2 separate regions of the Homo sapiens genome follow, and region 2 is linked to region 1. A link is a loop called in an ENCODE intact Hi-C map of the cell type or tissue named here. Cell type or tissue: GM12878. All regions are shown on one strand. Links, peaks and the distances in the headings refer to the core of each region. The heading gives the core; the rest is flanking DNA.

Region 1 (8,329 bases), core at 147-8,146:
AAGATTCGCATCCTGGTCATCTCAGGTACGGAAGTACCCTAGAGCTGGCAGGGACAGCAGAGATGGAGCCAAATCTCTCGTTTCACCATAAGGAGCTGAACGTCCTCCTTTCCTGCCCAAGTCTACAGAGCTCGTTATGACCGAGCCAAGACTAGACACCAGCCTACCATCTTATACTCATAGGAAAGTTGTGTCGGTAAGTGCCACTGCTTAGGTTCAGCAAAGGCAGAATCGATAGATTGTAACGTATTTGGCCAGAATTCATTGCTGCATCGATAATAATAATGGATAAAAATAATCCAGATGATGCTGATTGTCTGAGGGGAAAATGAAAGCTACAGCCTTTGGAAATGGGGGACCTAATACAGGGAATGCTGAGGCTGCTGCCTCCTCCTTCCCCTGTGTGGAAGTGTCTGACGAGGCACATTTCCTGCCAGGAGCTGGCATAGAGCTACTGAGCACAGAATGGTCAGGGGTGGGCCCACACAACACCCCTTCTTCAGCTCCAGCCTTGGATGCAAGCTCTCATCCCTGTTCCTCCAACTCTGAGTCTATTCCCCACAGAGAAGTCAAGAAAGACTGTGGGTTCTGCTACCTGTAGGACACAACCTTTTTTTTTTAAAGCCCATTGATGCCTAATGTATAAAGCAGAAATTGCACTCCACACCTGCCCCTGCTCTCGTGCTCCCTGCAGTGTGCCCACACCAGCACTTCCCCAACTCTACAAGTCCTGCTGCATGAGCTCCTCAGACGAGGTCACTGTCACCTGGTCCCAGGGGACTCTGGGTGAGCGGTGCCCAAGGAAATGATGCCATCACTTGCTTATAAGCAAGAGCCTTTTCCCATACCAAGGACACCCCTTCACTGGCGGAGGAACCTGCTATGTCTCAGGAACTATAGCTGGAGAGAAGATGTGTAGAAATGGGACCAGGGCCAAGAGAAAGAAAGATAAATGGAGAAAATGCTAGGGAATTGGCTTTATTTAGCCTTAAAAATCTAGAGAGAGGAAGGAAGGGAGGAAAACACCAAACAACAATTTTCCAAATAAAACCCACATAATTATAAAGAAGTCTATCACAAGCATTTGATAAACATGGTTGACCTGTTGTTTCCTCCGATTCACAGCCCCTCCCCGACAAGAGGAAACTGAAAATGTACAGCAAATAGCACTTCAATCAAGTCCTTTTTGACTACTATAATGAGAAGATTAGTTGAATTTCTTTCTGTGGCTGTCTTATACAAGTGTCAGAAACTCAGCTTCTGAGCTTCACGAAATAGCATGCATCATGGAAATATGGGTCTGGTGGGCTTAAGAAAGGCTATGACTCACGCAGCTGCAACCAGGCACTGCCTTAGTTTCCAATCCAGCTTCTCCTCGTGGAGTAGCCATTTCACAAAATGACCCCCATGCAGCTCTGGGGCTTATGTCCCTATAGTTGCAAGAGCACCCTCAACCCAAAATACCTGTGCTGGAGACGCCGGCGATGTTGCTGGGCTCGCTGATCAGATCCTGCATGACGGCCAGAACCCGGAACTCATACCACGTGTCCTGCAGCCCCAGGGACAATACCCAGTCAGCCGAGGGACCTGAGATGACCACTGTCCCCTCACACACTCATCCTGCACACAGCCTTGCAAAGGGCAGGGCACCCAAAGCACAGGAGGACTGCTAAGTGTCTAATGCTAAGCGATGGTAGCACTGGCCAATTGCTGTGGTGTAAACACTCTTACAATGGCTGACTTCAAGCTACGAACGTGAGGTCACCGAAAGCGTTGGGAAGAGATATGTACAACAGGCTCTCCAGGGCCACTGGGAGCCGACTCCAGCAACCACTATTGATAAATAAGTGTCCAGGAAGGAAGACAGAAAGATAGATGAGACTGTATCTTAGGAAACCAGCTGCTTCCTCTCCCCAGCTAGATATCCAAGTTTAACGGAGCTACTGGAAAAAGAGATAATGCACTTTCTTCCAGGAGCTCTAAATTACTGGAGAAGGGGTTCTTCCCTGGACACACCTAGAAGAGAATTCTTCTTGGAACTTCTCTGCCCACCCCAGGTTAGGCTCAGCAAGGGCTGGGGTCAGTGCTCTGATTACGCCTGCTGGCCTCTCAGCCTGCCCTGCCCAGCTTGTAGCGGTGCCGGGACCCTCAGTAGAACACAGGTCCCCGCTGCCCCAGAGCTGGCCCCGAGCCTGTGGGCCATGATCTGAGGAGTCCAGGCCTTGGTAGCGAGTCTGGGAGAATCCAGGACCAGTGGTGAGGAGGTACAGGATGTGGCTGGCCTCACACACCCAAAGTTGGTCACTCAAAGCTTCCAGTGCCTCTAGAGTCTTGTCGCTTCCCGGATTTGGGAAGCAGCAGCAAGGAAGAGCAAAGCCCTCACCTGTGACAGATCCTTGGCAAAGAACTCTCCTTCGGTGCCGGGGATGCCATCGTCGAGCAACTCCCAGCGCTCTGCGACACGGAACTCCATGATGTAGCGGTCGATGGGAAAGCTGTGGTTGGCAGGCGGAAGCCAGGACAGGAGCACACCCTGCTGAGTCCGATTGGCTATGAGGCACCTCGGTGGGGTGACCAGCACCAGGGGTTCTGGAGTTGTAATAGGGAATGCTGCGGCGGGGGAAGGAGAAGAACCACAGCGCATCAGCGAGGCCCAGGGCAGCCACCGCACCCCCCACACTCCTGTGCACATGTCAGGGCCCAGAGGGAAGCAGAGTCAGGGCCCGGGGCCCAGGGCTTCAGGGTTCTGCCTTCAGAGTACGTCTAAACATACATGAGGGAATCGTGTACTGCAAAAGGGAAGAGAAATGGGAACTATGGGGAAGGAGGAATAATTAAATGTCATCAAAGTATCTCCTGTGCTCTTCCAGGGAGCTAGGGATATCTTCTTTCTCACAGCACAGCAGTCACTCTTTCCATTCCCTTCTTGGCCGGGGTTTGGGGGTCAACACAAGGCCCCACAGAGGTGCCAAGGACTGGGGGTGAGCATCCCAGACTGCTGTCCACCTTGGCGGCCGCTCAGGAGCGGATTCTGGGAAAGGGGCTGGAGTCGCGCCACCTACACCACCTAGGAAAAGCCTGTTCACAGTGGCCCTTTCTCTGGCTCCAGAGCAGAGCAAACACAACTGTGGCCAGGCAGGGAGGAGTATGAGGCTGCCTCCAGGAAGGTGGCCTGGAAGACTCTGCAGCGGGAGGCAGCCACATGCCTACCGCCCAGTGACGCTGGGGCCAGAGGCCAGAACCGGCAGGCGCTGCCAAGGAGGGAGGATGCCCAATCTCCCCTGAAAGCAAACATGTGGCCTGACAAGGAAAGAGAAAATTCTAAGTGTCTTTCTTCCACCTGAAAAAGCAACAGGAATTCGGCCAATGGCACTCTGATGCAGGACCAGCAAACCCCACAGAGACCACAACAAATCCTCACGGGGAGATCAGATGGCACGGCTCTGTGGAGCACTCAGCAAGGTACCGGCACACAGGAGGCCGACTGCTATAGCTGCCTGGGCCACCGCCCCCACCACCTCTACAACCCCCGCTCCCAACATCCCACCCCGGGCCCTCACCTAAAGTGTTCACAGTGACCACCTCACTGAAGGCGCTGGTTCCCAGCTTGTTCTGGGCCAGGACGCTGAACTGGTACGCTGTCTCAGGCTCCAGGGTGTCCACCAGCAGCCAGCTGGGTCCTGGCGGCACTGGCAAGGACAGCCAGTCATGGGGCCCAAACTGTGCCCGCTTCATCCTGGCCAAAAGAGAGAGACAGGATAGGGGACGAGGGGCGGGGTGGGTCACACTGGAGAGAAGAGGGTGCATGCAGGGTGCTCAGGGAGAAGGCACTGGTGGGCCTGGCGTTCCTAGGTTCAAGGGCAAGAAGAGGGCATGGCCCAGAGTGGATGCCCTGCCCAGCTTTGGCTGTGCCAATCCTCCTGATGCTGGGTCACCAACCACAGCTGGCATCTTTTCTACCAAAGGGGCCTTTAGGTGCAAGTCGTGCTCAGGACACTGGTCAGATGGATTACCAGCTGCATTGTGGGAGAATCCCACCCTGGTCACAACCCTAAGAACAAGCTCTGCCTTGGGAGAGTAAGGCTCTGGGGTATGGGGATAAGCGGCTCAACAGTGGCAGGATGAGGGAAGGAGCCCAGGACCTGGCTGCACACACCCCCAGGGACAGCTGAAGTAGGGCCTCGGGTAACCCACAGGGCTCATTCATCCAATCAGACTGGAGTCACCTGAGATGTCCAGGGTATAAGACCATAATGACCAGGGGTTTCCCCACAGTGGGGCCAGGATCCCTAAGGCCGTAAGGGTTGGAAGAAGGTCACGCTATGCATGGAGAGTAGGAAGACGGGCCGAGGGTGTTCCCTTGTTCCACAGGCTCCCAACTCCCAGCAAAGCCGGAGGGCTATGGGTGCAGTGCTGCCACGTCACCACAGGGAGGAGACATGGTCCTGTGGGACTGGCCCTCTCCTTGCAGCCCTGAGCTGTAACCTGGTGGGTGCCCTCCAGGATCCACTCCCGGGTCCCGGCTCACTACCGTGCACGCCCAGGAGGGTGAGATGAGGCAGCGGAAAGCAGTACAAAAAGAAGCCGGCGCCAAACGTCGGAGTCAGTGCACAGAGTTAGAGGCAGGCAGAAAGAAAGGAGACCTCCCCAACCTCGGCCCCGCCCTTCCCTGGCCCAGGCAACAAAGCAGCGAGGAGCCACGTGTGGAAAAGCAGTGCAGATGAGCAGCAGCGTGGAGCAGCAGCGTGAAGCAGCACCGCAAGCAGCAGGGGAGCCCCAATCTACACCTGAGCCCCCCATCGTATGCCCAGACCTCCCACCCAGGCATCTCCAAAGACAGCTTGACCACACCAAATGTCCCACCCTGGACACCTAGGCGCTGAGCAGCACCGGTCTCCCAGCAGCCACCGGGCAGGCTGGTTAGGGCCCCCACGCTGCTGCGGGAGGAACAGAGTAAGGGGACGGGAGGTGAGCTGCGGCAACTCCCATCATCCAGGTGCAGTTCTCCAATCAGAATCAAGACACCCAGGACACTCCGCCCGGGAAGCAGCCACCGAACCACCATGATGGGAGACAGAGCGGGTGCCCCTCTCAACTTCCCTCGCTGCTGAGAAGTGGATAAAGGGGTCTCCCTGAACCCCCTGAGCTGCCCCAGGTGCCTGCCTTTTCCCCCTCCCCTCGAGCTCCCCCTCCTCGAGTTGAGCCTGGCTAGAGAGACACCTGCAGGTGAGACAGGTCTAAAAGAAGGCACTGAGGGGCTCGCCCTCCCAGCTCAAGGTTGTCACCCCCGGGGCAGGGCAGGTGGCTGCCACTCTTACTCAAACAGGAGTGTAGGGAGGGGCAGCCCTTGGGGGTGGGAGGAGTCAGCTAGGCTTCCTTCTCCTCCCTTCCTGTGCCTCCTGCCCTCACCCCGCTTGGCACATTTTTGAGATCTGTATCTACCCTAAGGTTTGCGCAAAGACCTCATATGACTGCATCTGGCTAAACTGACAACAGAGGAATGAAAACAATCGAGAAACACATGGTCCTAGAGAGAAAATGCAGGGGCTGACCCCAAGGCTGGGAAGTGAGCATCACCTCTCCACACCAGTTTCTGTGGCCTCTGGGGAAAAGACAGAATAAAAACTAGACTACAGGAGGTGGGGAGGGTGAACACGTACAAATCATAGTGAGAAAGAACCAGTAAGACCTGGTGTTTGCCAGCACAACAGGATTACAAGCAACAATAATGTATCATACATTCTTAAACCACTATGAGTATAATTGGATTGTTGGAACACAAAGGACAAATGTTTGAGGGGTGGATACCCCTTTACCCTGATGCGATTATTACACACTGCATGCCTATATCAAAATATCTCACGTACCCCATACCTACAAACGTATGTACCATGTACCCACAAAAATTACAAATACAAAAATACAAAAAAAATTAGTCTAAAAACTAGACTCTACACTTAAGGCTGGGCAATTTCACAAAGCCCTTGAAGGGCAGGAGTCTCTTCCAGGCTCCAGAGGAATCCAGAGGATGAAGCAGGACGCAAAACGAGGCAGCACGTGAGCAGGGAGAGGGCACAGAGAGGCCCAGACCCCTCAGGCCACAGGGACACAGCCATGCCCAGAGTCCCTTCAGACCCCTCCCGTCACCCACAAGGACCTCATCACTGTCTCAACCCACCTCAGTCTGTGCAGGGCTGGCAGGCCAGGAACTGCAGCCTCCTCCTACCTCCCCCCACCCGGGGTAGCCTGCAGGAAGACCGGGGAGGGGAGAAGCAGAGAGCAAAGCATGCCGGGGTGACTCACAGAGGTCCGTACCAAACTGAGAATGTCTGCTCGTAGCCTCCATCATAGCCTGGTTCCCAGGACACGTTGGCAGTTGTCATGGAGACCTGGACCCGGACACTGCCCGGGGCATGGGGGCTGGTGCCTGGAGATCAAGTGGAGACCTCTCAGACTGAAAAGAACTCAGCCACGTGGCTGGGTGCCCACCGTCTGGCTGTGGGGAACCTGAGAGGCTGAAGCGCATGGCAGCGGAGCACAATACTGCAAGTGAAGGGATGGGGGCGACGGGGATGCTCTCAGGCGCCGACTCCCCTGACCCTGCTTGTTAGTGGGGTTGGAGCAGGAAGCCTGTCCCACTGTGCGGTCTAGTCCAACTAGGAGATCACATAGCATCAGGAATGGGTCCAACAGAAACCAGAGCCCTCCTCGTCCTGGCCCAAATCCTGTGCTTCTCTGGTGAGCACAGAAACACTCTCTCCTAAGGCGGCAGGCACAGCCACAGAGCCCCTCCCGTAAGGTTCTCTGGCCTCAGAAGACAACTCCGTCCCACCCCAATGCTGGCATGTGGGCAGCACAGCACAGCAGTTAGGAGCCCCATCCTGGCTTCGATTCCCGGACCCACTACTTCTTAGCGATGTGACGCCGGAGAAAGCATTCGGGCCACGGCAACCTCTGCTTCGAGGAACCTACACTAGAGAAACCCCAGCTCGCACCTCCCGAGTTGTGAAGGACGAGCTGTGCAGACCACTTGGAACAGAACCTAAAACTGGTGGTAAAGGCTCCAAAAGCATTGGCTGTGACTGTGATTATAGCCGTCAGGACCCAGAAGGACAGGCTGAGAGGGCCCAGGCGAAGGTCCTGGGACACGCGCTTCGGGCAATCGGAAACGGGAACGCCCAGACACAGAACCCCAGAAACTTCCTCCTGCCCAGCCTCCGCACGCCAGGCCTGGCCTGCAGGTCTCAGCTCTGCCCTCATCTGAGATGCTGCACAGTCCCCGTCTCCCTCATTCCAGCCCTCCAGCTCTCCCTAAGGCCCTTAAACTCAAGGCTCTGCAGTCCCTGCCAGCCACACAGCCGCCTCTTTCCCTCAGGTGGGCTGCTGTGGACATCAGGCCTGTCCCCAGAAAGACCTCCCTGAGGACAGGAGCCACGCTGCCCTTCCCCGACAGAGCCCACGGGGGCAAAGGCTGCCGGTGCTGGACGCGGAGTTCAGGGCTGCACTGACTTAGGAAGGGAGCCCGCAGAGTGCAGCGGCCACCAGGGGACGCTCCCAGCGTCCAGCACCCCGCCCCCAGCCAGCCTGCTCTGTCCCCGCCGCCCGGCCCAGCCTTGCCGGCCACGTACCGATGACGGTGAGGTGGGTGCTGGCAGTGATGCTCGTGACCACGTTGGTGGCGACACATTCCCACTCCCCGTGGTCCTCCTTACTCAGGGCACGGAACTGCAGGCTCCCACTGGGCAGGGCACTGTGCTTGCTTCTGCTGGGCTTCCCTACCTTGGTGAACAAGGGGCAGGGAAGAGGGTGGGAACAGAAATGGGGGTTAGGAGAGAAGCCCGAAGCAGATGGGGAGGACGCGCCTGAGACCCCGGCCCGCCCACGCTGCCCTCCTCCCGAGTGCCTGCCGCTCTTCAGGGTCAGCTCACTGCTCGGCATCTAGCCTGGTCAGGGCAGGTCCAGAATAGAACTGCTCGCTGGGCCCTCACACCTCCCCTCAGCCCCGGGGCTCGCTGGGCCCTCAAACCTCCCCGCAGCCCCAGGGCTCCCTGGGCCCTCACACCTCCCTGCAGACCCAGGGCTCCAGGGCCCAGGTACCTTTCTCCAAGTGATGACAGGAAAGGGGTCCCCTGCGGCAGCACAGGGGATAAGTAGCTCCCGGCCGGCCTCCTGCCTGTACTCCCAGCCTGGTAGCACCGTGAAATAGGGGGGGTCCTGGGGAGGAAAGCACAGGCACCCTCGTGAGGCCGGGGATCCAGGTGCCCAGCTCATGGAGGCCGTCACAGCCCTGGGACCTCACCTTCAGGACAAGCCTCGCAGGGGCAGACTG
Region 2 (8,329 bases), core at 170-8,169, 170 kb after region 1:
GTTCCACCTTACATGTCACTTCCTGAGGGAAGCTTCTCCTGAACCCTCCTTATTCATCATGTTCCACCTTAAACGTCACTTCCTGAGGGAAGCTTCTCCTGAACCCTCCTTATTCATCATGTTCCACCTTACATCTTATTCATCATGTTCCATCTTACATGTCACTTCCTGAGGGAAGCTTCTCCTGAACCCTCCTTATTCATCATGTTCCACCTTAAATGTGACTTCCTGAGGAAAGCTTCTCCTGAACCCTCCTTATTCATCATGTTCCACCTTACATGTGACTTCCTGAGGGAAACTTCTCCTGAACCCTCCTTATTCATCATGTTCCACCTTACATGTCACTTCCTGAGGGAAGCTTCTCCTGAGCCCTCCTTATTCATCATGTTCCACCTTACATGTCACTTCCTGAGGGAAGCTTCTCCTGAACCCTCCTTATTCATCATGTTCCACCTTAAATGTCACTTCCTGAGGGAAGCATCTCCTGATCTCTCAGATTCACACCCCCATTATACACTTTCGTGGCCCCTATACTTTTATAGTATTTATTGCAATTGCAATTAATTATATATGTAGAATTAGAATGTTGTTTGTGTGTGTTGTTTATTTGTGTATTATTAGAAGGCAGGGACCATGACAGTAGGAATTGTTCACTGCATTTCTTGGCCCAAATATAGTACGTGCTAGATGCTCAATAATGTTCGACATTTGTTGAATAAATGACTGAATATATTAATAAATGAGGAAATAGGCAGCAGTCTGCTTCCTTCATATGTAACACGTATGTTAAAAGATATGCTTGGTAGTGAATTCTGAAAGTCTAATGTAGTGAATGAAAGTGTAATATTGGGTTCTTTTCTTCATGTGCTGTGTTAAATTTAGTTAAATTTCAGTAATGAATCTTAGAAAACTGTCAGCATTAGGTCTGTCAAACAAATGTGAGAGGCAGAAAAGTTCGAAGAGAGAAAGTAAACCAGCATTGTTTCCCCACTTACTGAAAATAGGTTTTGTAACAGAATGGTGCAGTCTAAATGAAGAAATACACCTGTTAGGAATACCTTCTAAAGATCTGTTTGCATGTACTAATGCAAATATGGAAAACTCTTTTTTTTTTATTGGCACATGAAGTCTTTTGACTAAGATTTGTTCTAATAGGCCCAGCGCAGTGGCTCACGCCTATAATCCCAGCACTTTGGGAGGCTGAGGCAGGCAGATCACGAGGTCAGGAGATCGAGACCATCCTGGCCAACATGGTGAAACCCCATTTCTACTAAAAATACAAAAAATTAACTGGTTGTGGTGGCACATGCCTATAATCCCAACTATTCAGGAGGCTCAGGCAGGAGAATCACTTGAACCTGGGAGTCGGAGGTTGTAGTGAGCCGAGATCGCGCCACTGCACTCCAGCCTGGCGACAGAATGAGACTCTGTCAAAAAAAAAAAAAAGATTTGTTCTAATATTAAATACAAAATCAAGCAAATCAAATAGAAACAAAAGAGTCTAGGTTAAAGCACTACGGAAGTACTCAGTTACGAGTGTGCTGTTAACTTGCTACATGACCACTTACTAAATAGGGGCTACTTTTTCGCCATCTTAGGAAGAAACTGAGTATACCAGACATCTTAAACATAACAAACATCTTAAATGTTGTCATCTAAGATTCAGACAGGTTTCTAAATGTTTTTGTCCTTGACTTGCAAACACTCAGTGGACACATACAGCCCTCTAACCCACTGTGTCTCAAATGTTGATGTACATGATGTCAGTTGCCATGCATTTTATTTATTTATTTGTTTTTTTGAGATGGAGCCTTACTCTCACCCAGGCTAGAGTGCAGTAGTGCGATCTTGGCCCATTGCAACCTCCACCTCCTGGGTTCAGGTGATTCTCATGCCTCATCCTCCCAAGTAGCTGGGATGACAGGTGCGCGCCACTACACCTGCCTGAGTTTTGTATTTTTAGTAGAGACGGGGTTTCTCCATGTTGCCCAGTCTCTGGTCTCGAACTCCTGGCTTCAAGTGATCCTCCTGCCTCGGCCTGGGATTACAGGCGTGAGCCACCACACCCAGCCCGTGTAGAAGGCATTTATGTAATGAACTGACATCCTTGGAGTGAGCTTTCAGTTTAGTATAAATAGGTAAGGGTTTGGATTCTCTGATCATCTTCTTGGTCTGTTCACTTCCATCCAGAAGGCCTGGGTCTGGATTGGCACCATGGATCTGGTTGAGACAAACAATAAGGCAAGGGCTTGTATGTTCTTTCTTTCACTTTATCGTACTTCATAGCCAGTACATAGTAGTGTTTTATTATGTTATGTTATTTCCTCTATTTTAATTTCTTCTCAAATCCAGGGGCCAGTTGTTTGGGCAGATGTTTACTAGGGACTCTAATCACCTGCTCTTCACCCAAGGAAAGGCAGTCTCTGAAGTCTCATTTCTATTATCTAAAAGCTAGTTCTGCATTTTCCCTTCCTGCAAGCAAGGAATGGTTTTCTTTTGACGTTTCCAGCTATGGTTTGCTTTGAACTGACTTCTTTGTTGTATTGGGGTGTGTGCTCAGTTAATGAGTAATGAACACGATTGGATTCTTCTTTCCTTGGGTAGATACTGGCCAGAATTATTCTTTACCTATGCTGTACCAGTTAATAAAGGACTCCTCAGTTTGTGCTTTCTCATAATTCACCAAATCTAGCAAATCTAGTATCTTTAATTTGGTTTATTATTACCATTAAATATTAGCTGTATGCCCACATTTTGCTAACATGTGGCACTTTGTAGAACTGTTAGGGGACTACCCAGAGAGAGTGCAGTGGTGGTGTGTTTTGGGGTTGTGGAAGAGGGCTGGAATGTAGTCACTGCCCTCCAGAAGTCCCTTTGTCATATATAATACAGAAAAGCCTTTTTCTTGTCCCCTCCACACCCCATCCCCCGCATCCCATCAAGCTGCTTAGGGTGAGGGGAAACACCATGAGAGAGGAATGGCAATAGTGAATGTGTTTTGATTACTCTTTACCATCCTCTTCCCTCAATAGTTTGAACTTTCCTTAGAAACAATTTCTAAGAGGGAATTTCTTAAGTGAGTACTAGGAAAGTTGGCAAATTTTGGAAACAGTGTTTAGTGTCTGTGGTTGCTGTTCTGCATTTCAGGGCGCCTTGCCTACAGATTAATCCCAGCTGGCCACTCTTCTACAGCACTTGCTCAGGAACAGGTTGTATTGACTCCTTCATTTGAGATTCGGTGAAATTCGCAAGTACCTCTGGAATCATTTGATGAACCTCTTTGGAGCATTAGTGATGCAACTTAATGTCTTTGGCAGGGACATTTCTTCTCACATCTTATTGATACTGGGTTTGAGGAGCAGGCTGACTTCTGGTTGTGTAGTCAGCTCTCGGTTTTTTTCTACTAATGGAGAAGGGAGGCATTATAGGGAATGGAAAATTCAAGTTGCAAAGCATTAAAAACAATTTAAAATTATGTTTCATTTAAACTAACAATTGCTGTATTTCTGACCAAATAATGTTTACTTCAGGATAATGTTTTCTTGATTTATTTTTATATTACAAGTTGCCACTTTATAAATTCTACAGATCATGGAAAGTAGTTTAAAAGAGTGATCTTCAGATTTTTAAATTTAAAGTCTATTCTTAATTTTCTTTTATATATATGTATATATATATTTATATACACACACTTTGCACTGTAAGATATTGAGTTTATGACATTAAGGACTCTGGCCCTTCAGTTCTTGAAAATTTAGTGCTTATAAAATTGTGAGGACTATATTCTAATCATTTTCAGTCAGTGAAAAACCTATATACTTTATGAAGCACGCAGGAAACATCTCCTTTTCTGCTTAGTTCCCCTAAAAATGTGGATCAGATCCATCTCCTGGGCCTAGTCAGTATTGATTGAGTGTATACCCAGGGCATCGTGCTAAAGTGTCACCCAAGCTCTGCTCTCCAGGGGAAGAAGAGCTAGCCATTCCTTTTACTGTGCATGCATATGTATATAGCTCACCTATATCCAGAAAACTTAGTTTACAAATGGACTGCTTTTTAGGGAAGGAGTGGACACAAAAGTTCAACTTCAGAGAGGAAAACTAAGAGCAATGCCAAATTAACTGAAATCTTCTGTTTTGAAAGAGGTCTTTTAATTTAAAAAAAGCTAGTTCTTGGAAAAAGCACAATAATCAAAACCAAATGTACCTCATTAGAAAGTTCACGTGAGATAATTTGGGATTTGCAAAATTAGTTTTAATCAATTGTGAAGGACAGCAAGACTATTTCTACCTGTGCCAGGTAGAAATAGTATGTATCTAAAGTCAGAACCATTAGTGTCGGGGCAAGTATAGATACTCATTCTCTGTAGTTGGGTCAGTTGTCTTCCTTATATGTTCGCCTTAGCTAAAATGGCAGAGAGAAATCCTTGTTGCATCATAACAAGGACATTGTCAAAGTACACTGAACTCATGAATTAGACAAATAGCAGCATTGTATCTTCTTTTTCTGGGCCTGATTTTGAGGTATACTGCACTTCCTAAGGGTGATTTCAGAGCTAGCTTGCAGGTGGAGCTCCACCTGCTGATACTTGTGAGGGATAGCTCAGTAAGCACTCCTTCAGCTAGCATGTTTCCCACTAACATTCACACTGATACTCCAGCCTAGAGAAAGACCTTTGGGTTACACCAGTCTCCAGAAAGCCTTCATTTAAATGCAACTAGGGAGAGGCGTGGTGGCTCACCACCTGTAGTCCCAGCACCTTGGGAGGCCAAGGTGGGCAGATTGCTTGAGCCCAGGAGTTCAAGACCAGCCTGGGAAATATGATGAAATCCCATCTCTGCAAAAAATACAAAAATTAGCCATGTGTGGTGGTGCATGCCTGTAGTCCTTGTATGCTTGGGAGGCTGAAGTGGGAGGATTACCTGAGCCTGGGGTTTCGAGGCTGCAGTGAGCTGTGATCATGCCACTGTACTCCAGCCTCAGTGACAGGGTGAGACCCTATTTCAAAAAATAAAAATAAAAATAATACTACCAGGTTGCATGGGGGAGGAATGAGGTAATTGTAAAATGAAGGTTTCAGGGAAAAGCCTGGGCAAGCAGCTCTTGGCCTGGGAAAGGCAGGCCCAGGAACAGATTTCAGAGTTGTCCCAACAAGTTGGGTGAAATCTGTTTCTATTTGCTTCATTTTCTTTTTCTCTCCTACTCCTCACTACTTAGAAGGGGATTTGAGGGACCCATTTAGATCCTTTTCTCACTGTCTCGCCCTCTCTCTGATGGTGGTATTGAGGATAAGACAGTATTTGTCATCTGTAATTAACTGTACTGCATTTGTAAGGCAAGTTGTGCTGTACTTGATTTTTATGTTTCTTTCAAGATTTCTGCCCTTTGCCTCCTGTATTTTTCTATTTATTTGTTTATTTATTTAGGGACAGAATCTCGCTCTGTCACCCGCCCAGGCTGGAGTGCAATGGTGCGATCTTGGGTCACTGCAACCTCCACCTCTTGGTCTCAAGCAATTCTTCTGCCTCAGCCTCCTGAGTAGCTGGGATTACAGGTGTGCGCCACCACGCCTGGCTAATTTTTGAATTTTTAGTAGAGACGGGGTTTCACCATGTTGGTCAGGCTGGTCTCGAACTCCAGACCTCGTCATCCGCCTGCCTTGGCCTCCCAAAGTGCTGGGATTACAGGCGTGAGCCACCGCGCCCGGCTTGCTTCCTTTATTTTTCTAACCTCATCATTTTCTGCTTTGCTCAGTGGAGATTTTCCAATAATGTCACCCAAAATATACTTTTAAGTCAATGTGTGCTATTTTTTAAGTCACTTCTGACTTTAATGTTAGACCTCTCCTTTGATGAAAGTTAAATCTCATGACATGGGAGAGTGACATTATATCTTTAATTAAGATGTTAAATTCTTCTCAAATTCTGTTTCTGATTAGAAAAGTACTTTGAGGTGAATCCCCCTTTCCTCCTTAAAAAAAAAATAGTGGTCAGTTCCTATCTCTAGGTCTTCAGTGAAATGATCCCATTTTTCTGATCCAAACAAGTTTCTGTGGCTCATCTGCTCTGCAGAGCCCTGTGTCTTCTGAGGAACGATTGCTTTCTGCATAACATACAGTGTTCTTTGCTGCTTTCCACCCACAGAGCCTTTCTTGCTGAGGAGGAGGTGTGATATAGGAAAATTATGAGGGCTTTTCAAACTCGCTTGCATTGATGGCCCAGATGGTGAGGAAAATCCCTTGGGGAGCTAAAAATTGAATGGGTTATAGCAGATTTTTAAAATCCCTAATTAGACTCTCCTTCTCTTTAAGACCACTTTTGAGTTACCACTGTATTTATATATCTGAGTCCTGTTTCCCAACTGCTAGTGAGCTCCTTGAGGGCATCCTTGGGTCTGTACACCACTGAAATCTCAGCACCTAGAAAGCAGTTCTCTAATAGTGGCTGATACCATGTGAATGCATTCTCTGCGTCAGGTCCTGTACTCAGCACTTTACGTATGCTCTCTTACTCTTACAACTGGAGGAGAAAGGTATTATAATTATCCCCATCGTATGGATGAGAAAACAGAAAGATTGGTGAACATCCAAGCCAGAAACACTTGATAAGCAGTAGAGATAGACTTCAAACTCAGATGTTCTAGAGTTTCAGCTCTTAACCACTATATTATACTGCTTCCTTACTAGACAAACACTTAGTTTTAAAGTAAATATTTTTTGAGTAAAAAAGTGAATGAAGTAAAGTTAACTAAAGTTAATTTCCTGAAATCACAGTGATGTTTATGTCTTCTTTCAATAAACCATTCTCGGTATAAGTGGTCAGCCAGGATACATGTTGCTGTGCCTGGTGCTCCTTGTAACTCAGGAAGATATTGCCCCATTCTAAACAGCCAGCATGGGGTAACAGTGTAAGCACTGTGAACATTTCTTCTCTGTTCTTACCCATCTTCAAACAGAAACAACCAGGAGCAGTTTAACAGTGATACTTGAGTTATGAACTTCATACATATTGCTTAATTGTAATGGCAAATTAATGTGTTAACATTTATAGAATGGTACTGTCATTGAAGTTTGAATTTAAATGTGGGTTTTAACCCAGTTCTATAATAATTGCTGTGCTCTGGGAAACACTGAATCTTTTCAAGGAGGACAGCTATTTAACTATAAGTAGAGTCATTTGAAATGCAGAAGACCAGAATATTTATTCAAAGAGTGGTAGCAAAGAAGTGAGATGAGAACTGAGGTGGAGTGTTCTTTCCATCCTAGTGGAGAGAACACAGAGCTGTGAGTCAGGGTATCTGGAATCTAAGCATGTCTCCAGGCTTAAGTTTCTATTGTGAGTTTAGCTAAGGCATTCCTGTTGATAATACTATTGCTCTAATACCAAAAAGTGTCCACTAGAAAATAGAGTAACCTTTGTGCCTTTGTAATGATAGTGTTCTTTTGGTATAATACTCTACTACCACAAGTATTGCCTTTTATCATCTTAAAAACAAATCTGATCATATTTCTCCCCTTATTTATTCTTTTTCCTCCAGTTTTTATCGAGTGCTAGCTATGTGCCAGGAATTTATAAGTCCTTTATGTGTGATAACTCATTTATAAGCTCATGCCTGTAATCCTAGTATTTTGGGGGGCTGAGGTGAGAGGATTGCCTGAGGTCAGGAGTTTGAGACTAGCTTGGGCAAGATAGCAAGACCGCATTTTTACAAAAAATTTAAAAATTAGGTGTGGGGTACACATCTGTATTCCCAAGAGTCTGAGGTGGGAGAATTGCTTGAGCACAGGAGTTTGAGGCTACAGGGAGTTGTGATCATGCCACTGCAATCCAGCCTGGGTGACAAAGTGAGACCCTGTCTGTAAAAATTATAGTAACCTATTTAATTATCTCAGCCACCTTACGAAGTAGGCACTAATTTAGACATTTCATAGATGAGAAAACTGAGGCACAGTAACATACCCAACGTAGCATGGTAAGGGATGGAGTTCATATAAAACCCAGACAGTTCAGCAGTATTCGCTGTCCTGCAGCCTCCGCTGCTGATAACCCAGGCAAACAGGGTCTGGAGTGGACCTCCAGCAAACTCCAACAGACTTGCAGCTGAGGGTCCTGACTGTTAGAAGGAAAACTAACAAACAGAAAGGACATCCACACCAAAACCCCATCTGTATGTCACCATCATCGAGGACCAAAGGTAGATAAAACCACAAAGATGGGGAAAAAACAGAGCAGAAAAGCTGAAAATTCTAAAAATCAGAGCGCTTCTCCCCCTCCAAAGGACCGCAGCTCCTCACCAGCAACGGAACAAAGCTGGACACAGAATGACTTTG

What was found. Hi-C counts contacts between places; a loop is a spot of excess contacts. Peaks named below come from ENCODE experiments on the same cell type or tissue, not always from the same donor. Only the 100,000 strongest peaks of a DNase experiment are listed, where the experiment ranks them.
Region 2: it touches region 1 in a loop (11-fold over the local background); 11 of 110 quality-filtered maps call a loop at or near these places.

Annotation. Positions count from the first base shown.
Region 1 is chr11:133,923,356-133,931,684 of GRCh38, forward strand. It overlaps IGSF9B (immunoglobulin superfamily member 9B), which reads right to left. Exons shown (of 20, transcript NM_001277285.4): 9 at 8,300-8,329; 10 at 8,098-8,214; 11 at 7,629-7,779; 12 at 6,316-6,427; 13 at 3,561-3,736; 14 at 2,384-2,610; 15 at 1,465-1,549. Among named protein-coding and RNA genes, the nearest start is that of MIR4697, 29 kb to the left of the region's middle. RefSeq lists a silencer at 4,249-4,338 and enhancers at 7,139-7,811, 7,379-7,673, 7,459-7,753. In GM12878, for the core only: CTCF peaks have their summits at 4,434 and 7,534 (motif pointing right); a DNase peak (open chromatin) is centred at 5,539.
Region 2 is chr11:134,094,196-134,102,524 of GRCh38, forward strand. All of the region lies in intron 1 of JAM3 (junctional adhesion molecule 3), which reads left to right. It overlaps LOC124902797 (a long non-coding RNA gene), which reads right to left and starts at 490. Exons shown (of 2, transcript XR_007062960.1): 1 at 334-490; 2 at 1-153. In GM12878, for the core only: a CTCF peak has its summit at 4,580 (motif pointing left); no DNase peak of the experiment used is centred there.